Regions from separate parts of the Mus musculus genome. Here region 2 is linked to region 1. A link is a loop called in an ENCODE intact Hi-C map of the cell type or tissue named here. Cell type or tissue: gastrocnemius. All regions are shown on one strand. Links, peaks and the distances in the headings refer to the core of each region. The heading gives the core; the rest is flanking DNA. Region 1 has its middle 68 kb from the start of Fmo9. Region 2 overlaps Fam78b (family with sequence similarity 78, member B).

The links. Hi-C counts contacts between places; a loop is a spot of excess contacts. Peaks named below come from ENCODE experiments on the same cell type or tissue, not always from the same donor. Only the 100,000 strongest peaks of a DNase experiment are listed, where the experiment ranks them.
Region 2: a loop joins it to region 1, with 2.4 times the contacts of the local background. A loop is called at or near these places in 4 of 42 quality-filtered maps.

The regions. Positions count from the first base shown.
Region 1 is chr1:166,746,098-166,754,435 of GRCm38, reverse strand. No RefSeq gene overlaps it. Among named protein-coding and RNA genes, the nearest start is that of Fmo9, 68 kb to the right of the region's middle. In gastrocnemius, for the core only: no CTCF peak of the experiment used is centred there; DNase peaks (open chromatin) are centred at 1,233, 2,810, 3,251 and 4,018.
Region 2 is chr1:167,030,430-167,038,767 of GRCm38, reverse strand. All of the region lies in intron 1 of Fam78b (family with sequence similarity 78, member B), which reads right to left. Among named protein-coding and RNA genes, the nearest start is that of Fam78b, 33 kb to the right of the region's middle. In gastrocnemius, for the core only: a CTCF peak has its summit at 4,132 (motif pointing right); a DNase peak (open chromatin) is centred at 6,488; H3K27ac peaks cover 259 bases.

The DNA.
Region 1 (8,338 bases), core at 14-8,013:
GGGGGAATGGAGAGAGTTGGATTCGAGGAGCTTAATGACCAGCCAGCTTAGCCAAGATAATGAGTTTCTGGTTTAGTTAGAGAACCCATCTCAAGGGAATAAGGCAGAGAGCAACAAAAGAAACTCAAATACTTCCCTGGCCTCTGCATACATACACTCAGGCATACACACCTGCCCACGTATGAAATGAACATAAACACAGCAACCATAATAATAATGTCATAAAGTGAATTTGTAACTACTATGCCAACATTTTAAAACTTAACTTATGGTCTTTTGTAATAAATGATGCCATTCTGAGGCCAAGAAGAGATTACATTTTAGAACCACGTAGCAAGACTGCATAATATAATTCACAGAACTCCACATGGTTTAGCCTATGGATTAAAAGGCAAATGGAGAATTTCAAATCTAATTTTAGACTAATAATGGAAATAACAAACCTATAGAAAATATGAATAAGACACCAAAGTAGAATTATAGTGGCAAAAGTGTTTCTTTCTAGTATATTTTTCAAAATAGCATCTACTACATGTCTCCTTCTTCGTCCCAGCATCCAGATAGGTGCTTCAATACCAAGTAGTAGGTGCTGGGAGTAATGACTCTCTCCTGGGCTAGGAGTAAAGTTTCTTTCCTCTTCTGAGAGAATGCATGGCCAATCCTCTTCCTTCTTTGTCCATGATTGTGAATATGAGGTTTGTTCTGATATCCATATATCTGTAGTTTTTTAACTTGTGTGCTATGATCCTTGATTAGAATCTGATTTTTAAACACAGTCATCTCAATAGATGCAGAAAAGACTTTTGACAAAATTCAACATGCCTTCAAAATAAAAGCCCTAAAGAGTGTAGTACTGGAAGGAGCATGCTTCAACATAACAGAAGCTTTCTATGGCAAACCCTCGGGCAACACCACCCTAAATGGAGAAAAAAATTGGAAGCGATCTCATCAAAATCAGGACTGAGACAGCCTCATCCACCATCCCCACCCATTCCTTTCATCACGGTGCTCAAAGCACTAACTAAAGCAATAGGGTAAGGGGAGGAAATTAAAGGAATACAAATAGGAAAAAGAAGTACTCAGATGTGAAATTATAAAAATGAAATAAAAACTAATGCATCAAGTGATGGGTACATTCTAAAATAGGGGAAGAAAAAGAAACTTGTTTCCAATTCCTATGCAGTGGAAGCCAGCCATTATGCTGAGAGAAAGCCAAGCAGCCATATGGAGAGGCGCTGTAGAGGTATTTGGCCAACAGCTCCTGCATAGCTTCTAGCCAGGAACCAGTACTAGTCACCAGACCCGGGAGTAAAGAAACCTTTAGATGCTCCCAGCCCAGAACTCTAGAGACAACACTAAACTCTGGCTTTCCCAGGTATCGCTTCCCATCTTTCACCATCTAGTTTATAGACTCACAGAACCATAAGCATAACTGGGTGGGTATTGCCCTATGTCATTAATTTGGGGGCTTTTGTTAACATACCTAAGGATAAAAGAAACACTAGCTAACCTTCTGCAATTGTTTATCAAGGGCTTACTACTGTTCTGATCCTAACTATTTGTCATTTTGTGGTCAGAATATTTAAGATCCCACTGTTTATTATTAACTGTCATCATTGTGCTGGGCCTGAGATGATCAGAATGCAAAGCTTTGTGCCTTGGATAAACACTTCCTTTCTAGCCCCTGCCTTCAGCTGCGATAGATGTTTTTAGATCCCACACCCAAGGGACACCATGTAGTATTTGTAGCTCTGAGCATTATTTATTTCAGAGTAGTGGATTCACCTGTCACAAAAGCAGAATTTTCTAGGTCTTTTTTTTAAAAGATTTATTTATTTATATATGTGAGTACTCTGTAGCTGTGCAGATGGTTGTGAGTCTTCATGTGGTTGTTGGAAATTGAATTTTAGGACCTCTGCTCACTCCAGTCAACCCCACTCTCTCCAGCAGTCAATTCTGTTTGCTCAGTCCCTTCTACTTCCGGCCCAAAGATTTATTTATTATTATACATAAGTACACTGTAGCTGACTTTAGACGCACCAGAAGAGGGAGTCAGATCTCATTATGGGTGGTTGTGAGCCACCATGTGGTTGTTGGGATTTGAACTCAGGACCTTTGGAAGAGCAGTCAATGCTCTTACCTGCCGAGCCATCTCTCCAGGGCACAATGAAATAGTATGCTGAGATGTATGTATGTGCACATATATATATATATATATATATATATATATATACACATATATATATATACACACACACATATATATATAATTTTAAAAACTGTTTTACTTAGTGTATGACCTCTGAGAATGTATAATTATATATGTATATATATATATATATATATATACATATATATATATATATATATTTTTTTTTACCTCAGGGCTTCAGAAGTTTCTGATCAGAGGGTCTCATTTCTAGGACCTGTATCTTCTAATTAGGCCCTCTCCCCCAACAATGCCACCAATTTAGGATTCTATCCACAGACTAATCTCCTGGTAAGGTTAAAACATATTTTAACCCAATGATTTCCTCCAAGCAACCAAGCCTCTAGTCCATGAGCCTGTTAGGGGGGTCAGAGCACTATTCATCACTAATGGACTTTTCGGCTGTTTGTTTATTTGCTTAAATCAAGAATGCTTTGTATATATTTGAAAGTTCTCTTGTTTAATATGAATTGAAGGATTTTTTAAAAATTTATCAGAAAGATGACATCATGATAGGAATGTCATTAAATGTGTAAATCTCTGACTAGTAGAGACATGGGAATAGTAGCAGCCCTGCTGGACATCTTTCTGGTCACCTGGGTCACCGCCAGTTTCCTTCACCAATATTCTATCATTTTCATGGTAGAACACTTTCATCTCACTGGCTATATCTGCTTCCACGTACTTTATTTTATTTTTGATAATATTGTTAGAAGAGTTATTTTCTTGATTTCTTTATCACATAGTTTCTGTTAGCATGTGGGTAAGCATTCTCTAAGACAGGCCTTAACAAAATTAAATAGACTGAAATTCTACAAGGAGTCTTTACCACGAGGAAATCAAGCTATAATTCAGTATCTGAGAGAAACCTAGACATCACAAATTAGAAGAAGTTAAACCACCCAGAAACCCACTGCACACATTCAAATAAGGAACATGTCAAAGAAGAAACCAAAGTGGAAGTCAGGAGTTCCATGTTACAAACGCAAATGACAGCACAACAGGGAAGCCACTGTGGGGCAGGAAAGGCCATACAATTTGAGCATCCTTAATCTGAAAACCCAAAGCCAAAGCCCTCAAAACCCTGAATACCAGCCTGATGTCACACGTGAAAAACTCCGCACCTGACTCCACGTGACAGGTCACAGTGAAACACAGCAACACTAAAAGTACTGTATGAAATTAGTCACAGCTTATGTGTACATAACACAGAAGTGAATTCTGTGTTTAGACTTGGGTCCCATTCCCAGGATATCTCATTATATATTCCAAACTCTGAATTATTTGAAAACCCTAAACACTTCTGGTTCCAAGCATAAGGTATACTCAATCTGTAACACAATTTTATAGTGACAAAAACCTACATTCAAAAGGAAGTGTGTCAAATAAAAAAAAATAACTTTACACCTCAAAGGATTCGAAAATTAAGAAAAATCTAAACTGGATGTTATTATAATGAGTGTGTTATCAGAGATTTAGAGTAGAAATAAACAAAATACAGAATTAAAAAATAATACAAAAAAGCCAATAAAATAAGATTTAAATAAACACTGAAGAGAACTATTAAACCCTTAGCTAGACTAGCTAAAAAAAGGGGGAGAGAGAGGCAAGATATCCGGCATACAATGGTAAGAGCTGAGCGTGAACACACTGGTTAATCTAGAAGAACTCAGTCAACTCCTAGAATGCACAACCTCAGAAGAATTAATCATGAAGAAATGGAAAGTCGGGACAGACTGGTAATGAGTATGGAGATTAAATCAGTAGTCAAAAATTTTCTAACAAAGGAAAGCCTGGGACCAGATGGTTTTGCTGGCAACTTCCACCAAACGCTTAGAGAAGAGTCACTGCCAATCTTTCTTCAACTGGTCCAGAAACACAGGGAAAAAGAGAACACTCTCAAGCTCACTTTTATTAAAGCCAGAATTACTGTGATACAAAAACCAGACAATGACAGCCCAAGAAAAAGAATGTGATAGTTCTCTGATTAATGTGAACGAAAAAAATCCTCAACAAATAGCACACTAAATCCCACAACACATTAAAAAGATCACACATCATGAACAAATCTATTTCTGGGATTCAAGAATGACTAAAGATACTTAAATCAATAAACATATTTACAGCACATTAAAAAATGATGGACTTTCAAATACATTACTTGATCATTTTAGTGGGTGCAGAAAGAAAGCTTTTGATAAAATTCAACATCTTTTTTTGCAATATTAGGAAATTGCAGCAAACAATGTCTATGAGGATTAATAAAGCACAATTGACTACAGATACCCTCAGCTCATGCTTGACAACACAAGGGTGAGAAGCTGAGGGTCAAGGGTGAGAAGCCGAGGGTCAAGGGTGAGAAGCTGAGGGTAAAGGGTGAGAAGCTGAGGGTCAGGGTGAGAAGCTGAGGGTCAAGGGTGAGAAGCTGAGGGTCAAGGGTGAGAAGCTGAGGGTCAAGGGTGAGAAGCTGAGGGTCAAGGGTGAGAAGCTGAGGGTCAGGGTGAGAAGCTGAGGGTCAGGGTGAGAAGCTGAGGGTCAGGGTGAGAAGCTGAGGGTCAAGGGTGAGAAGCTGAGGGTCAAGGGTGAGAAGCTGAGGGTCAGGGTGAGAAGCTGAGGGTCAAGGGTGAGAAGCTGAGGGTCTTCCCATCAGTGGCTGGAGACCAGACAAGAAACCCAGCTCTCCGCACTTCCATCCAGCAAACATTCTGCAAGTCTTAGCAAAAGCAAGTAGGCTGAAAAGTAGATAGGGGGTTTGTAAAGCACACGAGAGGAAGTGAGTTTGTCTCTATTTACTGGCACAAGGTCTTATAATAGTCTTTTAAGCTTCATCAAAATAAAAAGAATATTTAAGTTGATAAACTTATTTTCGGTAAAGTTGTAGGATGGATAAAATACAAACCATTTGAAGATTTCTATAAATTTCACTACAGGCTAGTTACTCTTTCTATTAATCAAGAGAGGAAATGAACATTGCCTGCTGTTGTCATGTGACCTCCATTTATTCTTTCTCTGACATCTGTGTTTGTTCTGGATGTCTAGGTTCTCTGATATTTCAGCGTGTGTGTGTGTGTGTGTGTACATACATACATATATAATTATTATACATATAAAGGTATATTTACATATACAAATATATCATTTATACATATAATTATATATGTATAATATAATTATGTATGTAATTGTTATATCTTTGTTATGGGTTGACCCTTTTCTTTCTCCGTAATGCCCTCTTTGTTTCTCTTGGATATTCCCCTGTTTTGCCTTATGCCACCAAATCCAACTTTGCTCAGTTTCAGTTAGCATGCGCATTTGAGGGGTTCATCTTATTTGAGATCATTTGGGTTTTCTGCATCTGGTTTTCAGTTCCTAATCTACATATGAGGATTTTCCAGCCATCAGTTCTCTGAATAAAGCCTTCGGTCGCTTTCCTCTTCTCTGCTAAGACTCTAATGACATACATTGAATAGTACTCCATAAGAACCTCAAGTCATCTTTATTATTGTTTTCCTTTTATTCTGCTCTTATTGGATAATTGAAAATGCTTTGTGTTCAACTTGAATAATTATTTCTTCTGCCTACTACAGTCTGCTTTTAAACACTTCTATTGTTTTTTAATTCATTTACTGTGTTCTCTTTCAAGATTTCTGTTTTGAATGTTTTCTATTTCTTTATTAAAAGTCTAACTTTGTCCTTTGTCCATCCAGTGCTGGTCTCATATTAATCATGACCAATGTTCCAGATTGAGCCAATAAGTCCACTTTCTCTCACTAAAGTAAAAGCTTCACTTTCACAGATTCCTGAGTCAATTATATTACCACACAAATAGACCTGATAGTGTTTGCTCCTCCCACCCAGAAAGCGCCACAAACCAATTCTCCATTGTCTCCATTGCTCTTCCTAGTATTTTCTAAGTTCCAACAGCAGTATAACAGGCTCTGAACACTCAATGGTCTTCTATTACTCTATCCCTCCCCAAACCTCCACGTTCCTCCACTAAAACTAAGACATAAAAGCCATGTGGTCAGGTCTATTACAGCAAGTTCAATCACTGCTGTCAATTTCCATTCTAGTTTGCTTTTCTATTATAACAAAGCACTAACCAAAATTACCATTGTGGAGAAAAGGGTTAACTTGGCTTCTGCCTTATCCATGAAACAACAACAAAAACAACAGCAGCAGCAGCAACAACAACAAAAGGCAGCAACTCAGCACAGGAACTTGCAGAGACCATGGGGAAGGCTGTTTACTAGTTTGCTCCCAGGCTTAAGTCCACGTGCCTTTATCATATAATCCCTGCCTGTTTGCCTGGAGTGAGGTGGTGGGATGGTACCACTCATAGTGGGCTAGAGCCTTCTATGTCAATTAACAGTATAAAATGTCCTACAGACAGGACTGCAGGCCAATCTGGAATAAGCTATGCCTCAGTTGAGATTCCCTCTTCCCAGATGTGTCTCATTGACATCCAAGATTAGCCACGACAGGGCTTCAGCGTGAGGAAGGAGGAAAAGCAATGGAGAGGGATTCCAGTCCTCGGTCTCTGCCCTGGGATGCATGGAGTGTGTATACACATACTCACACGGGACAGAAATTGTAAACAGGTCCTATTTACCACAACAAAGACAGCCTTAGAATCTCAGCTCCTTAGTGGCTCACAATGCACTTTACATTTTGTTCTCCACTAACTTAGCATAATATCTGGAATAGAGTAGGTAACAAGTGTTTGATAAATGGATATAATAATTTTATAGTTGTTATATTCAATATGTTCTTCTATTATTCAGGTCCAGTGATGTTTAGCAAATATGCATTTATTATCTACAGCAGGTCATTTGATGACCCATCCTTTCAACAACAAAAATTTAATTGCAAAGCAGGTTTTAAAAAGTGTGTGTGTGTGTGTGTGTGTGTGTGTAAAATATATGCAAAAACAAAGAAACTAAGAACATAATAGACATTTGAGATGAAAGCTAAATGAAATCTACATGGAAAAATTTCAAGCGTTATATGTTCTCTCATATGCAGAATCTACACTTACGTGTAAATGTAAATAAAACGTGGGCTGAGGAGATGGCTCAGTTATTAGAGTGGTGTCATGAGAGCATGAAGTCCCAAGTTCTGATCCCCAGCACCCACATAAAAAGCAGAGTGGAGTGGAATCCACCTGTAGTTCTAGGAGGTAGAGACAGGCAGATCCCTAGAGCAAACTGGCCAGCCAGTCTCTCTGAGTCAGCGAACCCAGGGTGCAGCAAGAGACCACACCTCAAAAATTAAGAGTGATTCAATATATCCAAGGCTGACCTCCGGCTTCCACAGGCATTGCACATGTTGGTATTGTAGTGGGGAATCGGGGGACAGGAAGGGTGAAGGAGCAGAACATGAGAGAAAAGTGTTTTTCTCATATGAAGAAGTTAGATTTACATTCACATAGGCACATACACACATTCACGCATTCCCTCGCAACCCCCCCACACACTCTCACACACCCAAACACAATCACACACACTCACACACAGACTTTCACCCACTCACACACCCACTCACACACTCAGACACACTCAGACACACACACTCACACACACTGACACATGCCCACATATACTCACGCACACACACAAACACTACACAAAAGTAGAAGGCAGACTTGGTTGGAAGGAGGTAGGGGCCAGTGGAGGGTGGGCAAAGGTAACTCGTGGGGAGCAATCGTGAGCAAGCTACAATGATTTATCTGCATGAAACATGTTTGAGAAATGGTCAAAGCCATCATTTCATGCTAATTAAAATGAATACCATATTGAAGGACCACTCAGAGTGTGTGTCGATGTGTATAAACTTAAGGGTGAACTTGAGGCACGGTGGAAATTAGAAATGGGTTCAACACATTAGAGAAAAAAAGAAGAAAGAGTCAATTTGACTGGGAGAAAGGATGCTAAAAATGGTATTGTGTCAGGTGACCAGCATAGCTCAGTCACCTGGGGGCTGTATTTTAACTCACAGATGATGAGAAACCATTTGATGGTTGCAAGCATGGACTTTCGTGATTTGACCGACACCTTTAAAAGATGAAGACATATGGTATGAACAGCGGGATGATGGACTTAAGCGAATCCACAAACTTGTTTAGAATCC
Region 2 (8,338 bases), core at 7-8,006, 280 kb before region 1:
CTCACTCTCTCTGCAGTCCAGTCCATGCCATGCTCTCTGGCTGTGTGAACAGAGTGGGAAGGCCAACTGTAGCAACTGAGTGCCTAGAGGTCCCTGCTGGGGATGCTTTCCTGGGGTTACAGACTCAGAGCATCCTGATGTGCTGCTAGAACATGAGGGAATGCCAGCCTATGGCATACACACACCACAACTCTGTCCCGCTGTCAACTCAGGGAGACCTGGACTCTGGTTCTTTGTACTCAGAGTGAGCAGGAGACCGAGGTGAGCTGTTCTCCACGAAATATAACAGCAGCAACAACAAAAGGAACCCTGAATGGTACTTCTTGAGGGTCCTGCCTCTATCTCCTCTTTCAAAAGATAAATAGAATTGAGAAGCCTGTCTCCCAGGCAACAACAAATCTCGGAGGAAAACCCCCTGAGCTCCCACACAGGAAGTACAGGCGACCTTTCAGACATGGGTGTGGAAAAGTCCAGAAAACTTCCAGTCTAATGCTCTTCCCTGGCGCTTGTCCAGTGCTTAAAGTTCCTGACTCCTCACTCTTTTCGCTTACGGTTCTATTAATGGAAACCACTTTCTCAGGGACTCAGATTGTAATCCTACCCCTGCTGCCTCCCCATTCTTTACCCTTCTCCAACCCTGATGCTGTTCCCCTCTCCTGGCTAGTCTTTGCTGCCCCTGCTAGTCCAGTGCTCACTGCGTTGTTATAACTGGCCTCCCACATCCTTACTCGTTCAGCTCCTCCTTCCCAGCAGACAGAGTTCTGACCGTGCCAGTCCACTGCTCAGACACCATCTCCCATAAGCACACTGTGCAAACCTGGCATCCGGTGCATTCATAAACTGACCACAAGGTCTGCCCCACCCCACCGCTACCCCACTGCCTTCTCTTCTAGTGCTCTCTACCCCAGACCATGTTACTCTTCTGCCTCAACCACCTTCAGGCTATACTGCCTAGCTCTGCCTGCTAAAATCCTGCTTTACCCTCAGTGCCCATCTCAAACATCATCTTTCTCCACCTTTCTGCTACCCGAGTAAAGGTACGGTTGGTCTTACGTCTGCGCACATTGTATTCTAGTCATTTCTGTGCTTAAATATTCCTCCCACAAGAACGCATCAGCTGGGAAAAGGGCACCATCACTTTGTGACTCTTCACACACAGTAGCTCTTAAATACATTAAAAGAGAGAAGCTTCCTCGAATTGTATAACGCAGAGGCTTAGCAAGTTACTTTCTGGACCATGGAAGGATGTGGTATGAAAAGTGCCGTCTCTTCTTCTTGCTTTTACACCAGTGCAGACAAATAAGAGGAAACTAAGATGATGGAGGAAGAGGTAGAAGAGGAGAAAAAGGAGTAGGAAGAGGAAGAAGAGAAGGAAGACGAGGAGGAGGAAGGAGTGGAGGAAACCACCAGGCTGGATTTCCTCACATGGAGAATGAATGATGTATCTTGCTAAACCTATGAGTCAGGACAGTCAACCTGGGGCAGCCTTACTACCAGGGGAACACTTGGGAAAATCAGGAGACAGTTTCACTGTCACACCTGGGAGATGCTACTTGCATTATTGGGAGTAGTCAGAGATGCTGCTGAGCATCTGACAATGCTCACACAGGACAGCTGACAGGTCAAAATGTCAGTAATGGCATTGGCAAGAAAACCTGAATTAATGTAAAGTAGCCATTAGCTTCAGCCCATGTAAAGAAGCCAAGGCACAGTTACACATCGTTCTCAGGATAACAGCTAACAGGAGTGAGAACGAGGTCTAATCCTTACTGCTTTAATTCTCTGAGTAGTGGTTTTCCTTCTAGGTCATGTGTCCACCTGCATAACCAGATGTCACAGCAGGAACCAAGAAGTGTCACACCTGATAAAGAATGCTGTCACTGTTCAGCTTGGTGGCAGGGTGCAGGCAGAGTAACGTGGCCTACCAGCTCCTCTGAGTATGTGTGTTATAGCTCCTTTACATTAGAACAAGACAGTGATGATGGCCATACTGGAGGCCTAGAACACAGCTAAGCCTCACCGTAGTGGGCCAGGTAAGGCTGCTCCAGGGTTGAAGCAACTGTTCTGGTCCATGTGGAGGAGAGGCCAGAGAAAGGAAAATCCCTCCAAAGGATGGAGAATTGGGCCTCCAGCACAAGTGACTTTGTTGTGAGGACTGGTATGTGAAAGAAGAGACGGAGGGTCACGAACATGTCTTAGGATCTGCAAGGCAGCCATTTGGATCTACGGGAGGTGTCTCGAGAGGCTCTGGTGGGCAGGAGTTAGATTCATGCTGCACTTGAGTTTGCTGAGAATCGTCTAAAATGGCACAATATCGCTGGGGTTCAGGGTGATTTGGATGACTTCTAAGGGACACTAAAAAATGTTCTAATTGGAAAGTTCCAAGCTCTTATTATGTTTTATGAAACCAAGAAGGAGGTTCTGCTGTGTGCTAATTGCAGGGTGTGAGCTGAAACCACAGGAACAAGCCCCAGCAGGGTACCCAATGTAACTTGGAACATCCTGTGCCCCCAAATGGTAGGGACTTTCAGTGCAGTGAAAGAGCTCCGCAGATAAGGACTTCTGCTTTCACCTGAGGCAGAAAACCAGGAAGAGAGTAAAACCAAAGCAGAGACCCCACCCCCAAGCCAATTAAAAAACATTGTCACAAGTTGGGCATGGCTTTGCATGGCTTTGATCCCAGACCTCTGGAAGCAGAGGCAAGCAGATCTCTGTGACTTTAGGAAGAGCCTGGTCTACATAGCAAGGTCCAAGCCAGCCGGGGATGTAAGTGAGACTCTGTCTCAACAAAACAACAAAACAAAACTAACAACAAACGAAAGTCCCCGACTTGTCAGAAAATTTCTCTACAGCAAGAGCAGGCTACAAAGACGGAGCAGGTGTCAGCCATCACCAGGAAGCACAATTATCATACAATGAATATGATGGGGTTGGTGATACCCTGTCATGGCTACTGTATAACAAGCATTCACATAAATAACTTAAGGATACTTTGTTCTGTATTTGTTACTCTGAGGTCAATCTAACCATACCTTCCCATCCACAGAAAACTCACACTGTTACTATCAGGCTACACTGAGCTTGGCTAACATTGCCTAAGCTCAAAATCCAGGGATGTGATTTAACACAAGGACACTGGGTAAGTCATTTAACTTCCTCTGCATTTTTTACTTCCAGCATCGCTAGGGAGCAAGTGAGGCGCTTGTGGAGAACTTAGACTAGAGAGTACACACAGCTCACTTGTGCTGGGAGGGCCAGTCATCAGAACGAGGGCTTCTCCATGTAGCATCCTTCTTAATGGAGATTTCCTCCAGCGCCCTGATTGCTCTCTACCTAATCGTTGTTGTCCTGTTGTCCTTTACCTAATTAGGCAAAGATTCTCATGTTTGGATGAAGTCCCAAAGTTCAAAAGTCACCTTCCTCCAGTCTTCTGTGAAGGAAGCACTATAAAAAAAAAACCACTCCAACCCCCTCCCCCCAATTAGGAGAACCAATCAAGTTAGCTCTGTTCTGTATCACTCTGGATTATTTTGAAATAATGTGCAGTTATGCTACCAGCTCAACACAAAGAAGGAGTTGCTTCCTGGTATGTAATGACCATCCAAGATGCTGAGAGGTAAAAGTTTGTGAAGTTGCCACTGGCTTAGTTAGGCTTCCTGGGGTGTGGGAGCAAGCTGTGTGGCCGGTCTCAGGTCACTGAAATCTGTGAGAACTGGAGCCTCTGTTAAACACGCAAGGAGTGGGTTGCTTATTAAAGAGGTTGTGTCGTTGAGGGTCCCTGCTTACTCAGTGAGGGTGGTAGAGCGGTTCTTTTTCTTCCGAAGAGCAAGCTTTCCACTAGGGGTTGGACCTGTTCCTTTGCTACGCTTCTTGGGTGTGCACAAGGGCTGGGCTTAGCCCAGCTGTGGCCCCAATCTGCAGCTGCACAGCAGTGTCAGAGACTTCCTTGTTAAGTGTTGCTTTGGGCTTTCCCCCAGAGCTGGTTGGGAAGGCTCATAGCATGAAGGATGAATGTTGCTGTATAGGTTTCTGAGAGGAACCTTAAAGACATTGGTCAGTCCCAGTCAATTAAAAAAAAAAAAAAGAGGTAATTCTTTAAAAGAACCTGCAATTTGCATACTCCACCAGCAGGTGGCTGCAATACAAACTAAACTGCAACAATGTTTCACCTTAAGGTCATCCACAAATGTGTATTGAATCCCAGTGATTAATTAAAAGGCGAGCAACTTTTCAAGAGCAATCTTGAAAAAAAAAAAAAAGAAAGCTGAACTTAGACACAATATGGGACATTGCATTTCACTTTCAGGGGTTAGAATGCAGTCCACTGCTGACTTTGGTTGACTTAATTAGAATGCGTCTCTTCACAGCTCTGGGGTGCAGGCTCTGACTCTCCCATGCTACTTCATTTCGATATGCTGTCCCTGTTGGTGACAATCTTTCCATCTCAGGGGTCTCTGAATGAGTGCATGTAACACTGACTGAGTCAGACTTTAGTCACCAGTGGGATCCATTGAATTCACACCTCTCTTTTTATAATAAAGTGGTAGGAAGGGCGTAATGAGTAGTGAAGCCCAGATGGGGAACGGGTATTAATCTGGCCACTAGTTAGTGGCAGAGACAGAATTTGAGCTTGAGTTCCCTGTCTTATGGTTAGGCCAACCATTCTTAACATTCTGAAGTCATTTCAGAGTTCTGAAGAAGTGCCCACTTAAAAGATTAGCACACTGAAGGGGAGACAAAGACAGTGAGAGTGAGCAGAGTACAGCGACTAAACGGGCTTAAAAAAGAACGGAGCATGAATATCTTGAAACAGCTCAGTAGGTCAGACAGCAGTCACTACCTCCCACTGTCTCTGAGGGTAGCATCAGGATTGTCCTGGGAGAATACAGGTGGCTTGTCTACAATGTTAACTTTAAAAATGTAGGGAACGTCCTGAGTCTCCTTTAATAACCCAGTTTACATCTGTCATCTGTGACTTTCTCCGAAAGTTCATTCCTGGGATCTATTTATAACTCCAGCCCATACTGTTTCTTAGAGTAACGATTCTCACACGCTGACTACCCGCAGCGTAAAGTACTACTTCTTCCTATTCGGCCCTAAAACTATGGAGCTCTCCGGCTTTGCGCAGCAGGGCAGGATGTGAAGCCATTAACATCCTTCACCTGAGGAATTATTTTTAAAGAAGCTAATTAAGCCGACAATGAAAACAGGCATAATACTATGCAAACACATTAATTAGGCCAATTTTGAGGTTTCAACAAGTGCCCTGGAAAAGTTCAGTCCATTTACACTGTAACTCTCCCCCAGCTGGTTTGCACTTAGAACCGACTTCAGTAGGAATTTGCTTTAGACACCTGTATGGGTCTGGTTTATCTCTCAAAGAGAAAACGCAAAAGTGATACTAGGGTGGCACCGAGGTCACACTAGGTCGGGCAGCGATCCAGAGACTACAGCTAAAATATACCAGCAGTGATTCCTGAAAATGAATTCTTTTGTTTTCAGAGTTTAATGCTCTCAGAACAACCCCACTCTGGTCTATGCTGGGTAGAGCTGACTGACTCTAGTATCTTAAGAGGGCAGATGGAATGCCAGGAGCTACCATCCTGAGGAAAGGCCGCTGGATTTCAAGCCTCCCTCCTCATAAAGTTTTCTTTCACCCACGGAGGAGTTAAGTCTCGGTTGTTGGTCTGCTCTGCTCAATAGCAAGAGGCATATTGGGTGAGGATGTTCTCTTTATTGAGGGAAAGACAGGGCAGTCAGGTGGCATTCTTAAGTCTTCTTTTGCAGCCAGGCGAGAAAAGGGATGAAGGAGGAACCAAGCCAGAGTGGATTCCTGATGGAACATTTTCCGTCATGGGTCTGGTACTGATTCCCTGCCTCACCCAACACAGCTGCAGGAACAGGGTGTGAAACTCTATACTACCACTTTGCCAAGGGGAGAAGGGAAGCCAAGGCCGAGATGAGCTTCTCCTCACCAAACAGACACATTCTGGTTTGTGTGTGTGTGTGTGTGTGTGTGTGTGTGTGTGTGTGTGTGTGTGAGAGAGAGAGAGAGAGAGAGAGAGAACAAAGGTTAACATCTAAGTATTTTGGAACCAGTATACAGAAAGCCTATTATCCGAGGTTGGTTTTGGGCATATTAAGAGATCTAGTTCCCCAAGACCTATGAAGTCCCATGAGGCCGCTGCATTCTCAAGACGGAGTAGAGAGGATGCAGGAGTGTGGCAAGCCTCATTTCCAACAGCCTTTTAAAAGGAGCCTTGTCACTCACTTCTCTAGGTGTGCTAAGTACAGTGTCTTAACCAGAGCCTGCCAGTAATTTGCTTGTCTATAGGACCAGCTGGGAACCAACCCAGGACACTGGAGATGTAACAGCAAAGGCTGGAAGGATTCGGATGCACGCAGGGCGTCGGGGACTTAATAAGAGTTCAATCTTTTAGCGATGCCTGAATTCACAGCATGGCTTTTCCCAAGGAGTGCCAAGTGCTTTAAAGATGACACGTTAATCTTCACAGAGCCTGGGAATGGAAAGCCGGAGCCTGCAGGGACAGGGCGAGGGCTGGGGAAGAGGACTTCTCGCTGTGTGCTGGCTTCTGTGAGCCCGAGCTCTGATGAGGGGAGCAGGGCAGCTGTCTTCAGAGGCCTCATCTCTGTCCTCTCAGCTGCTACTGCCCCTGCCAGTTCTCAGACCCAGAGTCATTAAGAGTCAGACCCTTCTGTTCTCCTCTTTTAAGCAGCACCACTTTACCAACAAAACAAAGCAAATGCTAAAGAAGCAAAGAGCAGATAAGAAAAGGAAGAGGAGCAAGAGGGCCCGCCAAAAGGAAGATGGTGACAACATGGTCTGCCCAGTGGTCCATGCTCCAGGCACCTGCTCGTCCCTACCATCCCTAGAATAATCTGGATCTAGAGGTTTGGGGAGGATCTTAAGTCCTCGTTTGTTAGCACAATGCCCGGCACAGACTGAGTACATAATGAGGTCTGCCAAGAGAAAGACCAAAACTGCACTTTCCAGTTTAGAAAATAACTTATCCACCATAACTATGTACTTCCCCCAACTACATCCATCCATCCAACGCAAGGAAACTAAGTTTATGATGGCCAGAAAAGGAGGCTGACCTGAGGTCTTCTCGCTGTCAGGCTGTTTTGTTTTTCTTCTGAAGGACTGGATAGGAGTGTTCTAGACTGACCTGGAGAAAGTGTGAGGCCGGAAAGGAAGGAAGCTAGTTGTCTAAGGCTAGAATGCTAGCCTGGAAAAGAATGCGAACAGCTAGCTGAGGGATAGCAAGCATTTTTGCTTCACGTGAGAACTGATGCTCAGCAAGGATTGCTGACTCCTGGAAGGTGTTTACCGAGGACTCAAGATGTATTGGACTCGCATAGTGTGCGGTGATTGATTATCCATGTCTGACCCAGACAAGAAGAGGGCTAATAATTCCATAGATGTCACCTTTTGACCTATTTCCTTTTTCTTGTCCAACCTATTTTATAAATAATAGCTTCAAGCACCAGAAGACATGATTTAAAACTAGCCCACATCCATACTGTTGTGCCATGACATTAACCATAGATGGGAAAATAATAAAGACAGGCAGCTGTACAAGATACAGGGCATTGCAGGATGTCAGGCATCTGGGGCGGTAGACTCTGCCTCAGTTGTACCTATTGCATACCTACAGGATTCTACTCTATAGCCCTGTGTATAAGAGCCCAAGAGGAAATCAAGGTAAGCCTCCAAAATGATCCCACTTCCCCTGAGGCATCTGGTTCTATGCAGTTTCAGGTAAAAGTGTATGGTAGGATGAGAACACTTCTATCAGGGTAGGATCCCTCTTTCCTGTTCTCCCCTGCTCTTAGGCCGAGTGTCCCAGACCTGTTCAGTGAGGATGGATTCATAGCTGGAACTTGGAACACTTCCTAGACTTCCATCTCCTTAAAGAAGCCGCTGATGGCCGTAGGGCATCCAACTACAGATGAGGATTCTCCCAGGGTTCCTCAGTCTAGGGTGGTTCACTCTTGCTCTGTCTCCTAGTCCTGTCCCCTCCTCATTCTCTTTGCCAGAAGCTCTATTTGCTTGCCCTTTAGAATCTTCTCTTCCTTTCAGCTCAATTTTGTTGGTTCTTCAACCAAAATATCCAACTTCTACAGTCTCTGTGAGTTCCAGGCCAGCTTTGTCTACATAGAGAGCTCCAGGTCAGCTATGGCTATAAGTAGAGTCCATGTATTAACACACACACACACACACACACACACACACACACACACACACACTCATGCACACACACACACTATTACCACCACCACCAAAAAAATAAAGAAAGAAAGGAAGAGAGAAAAA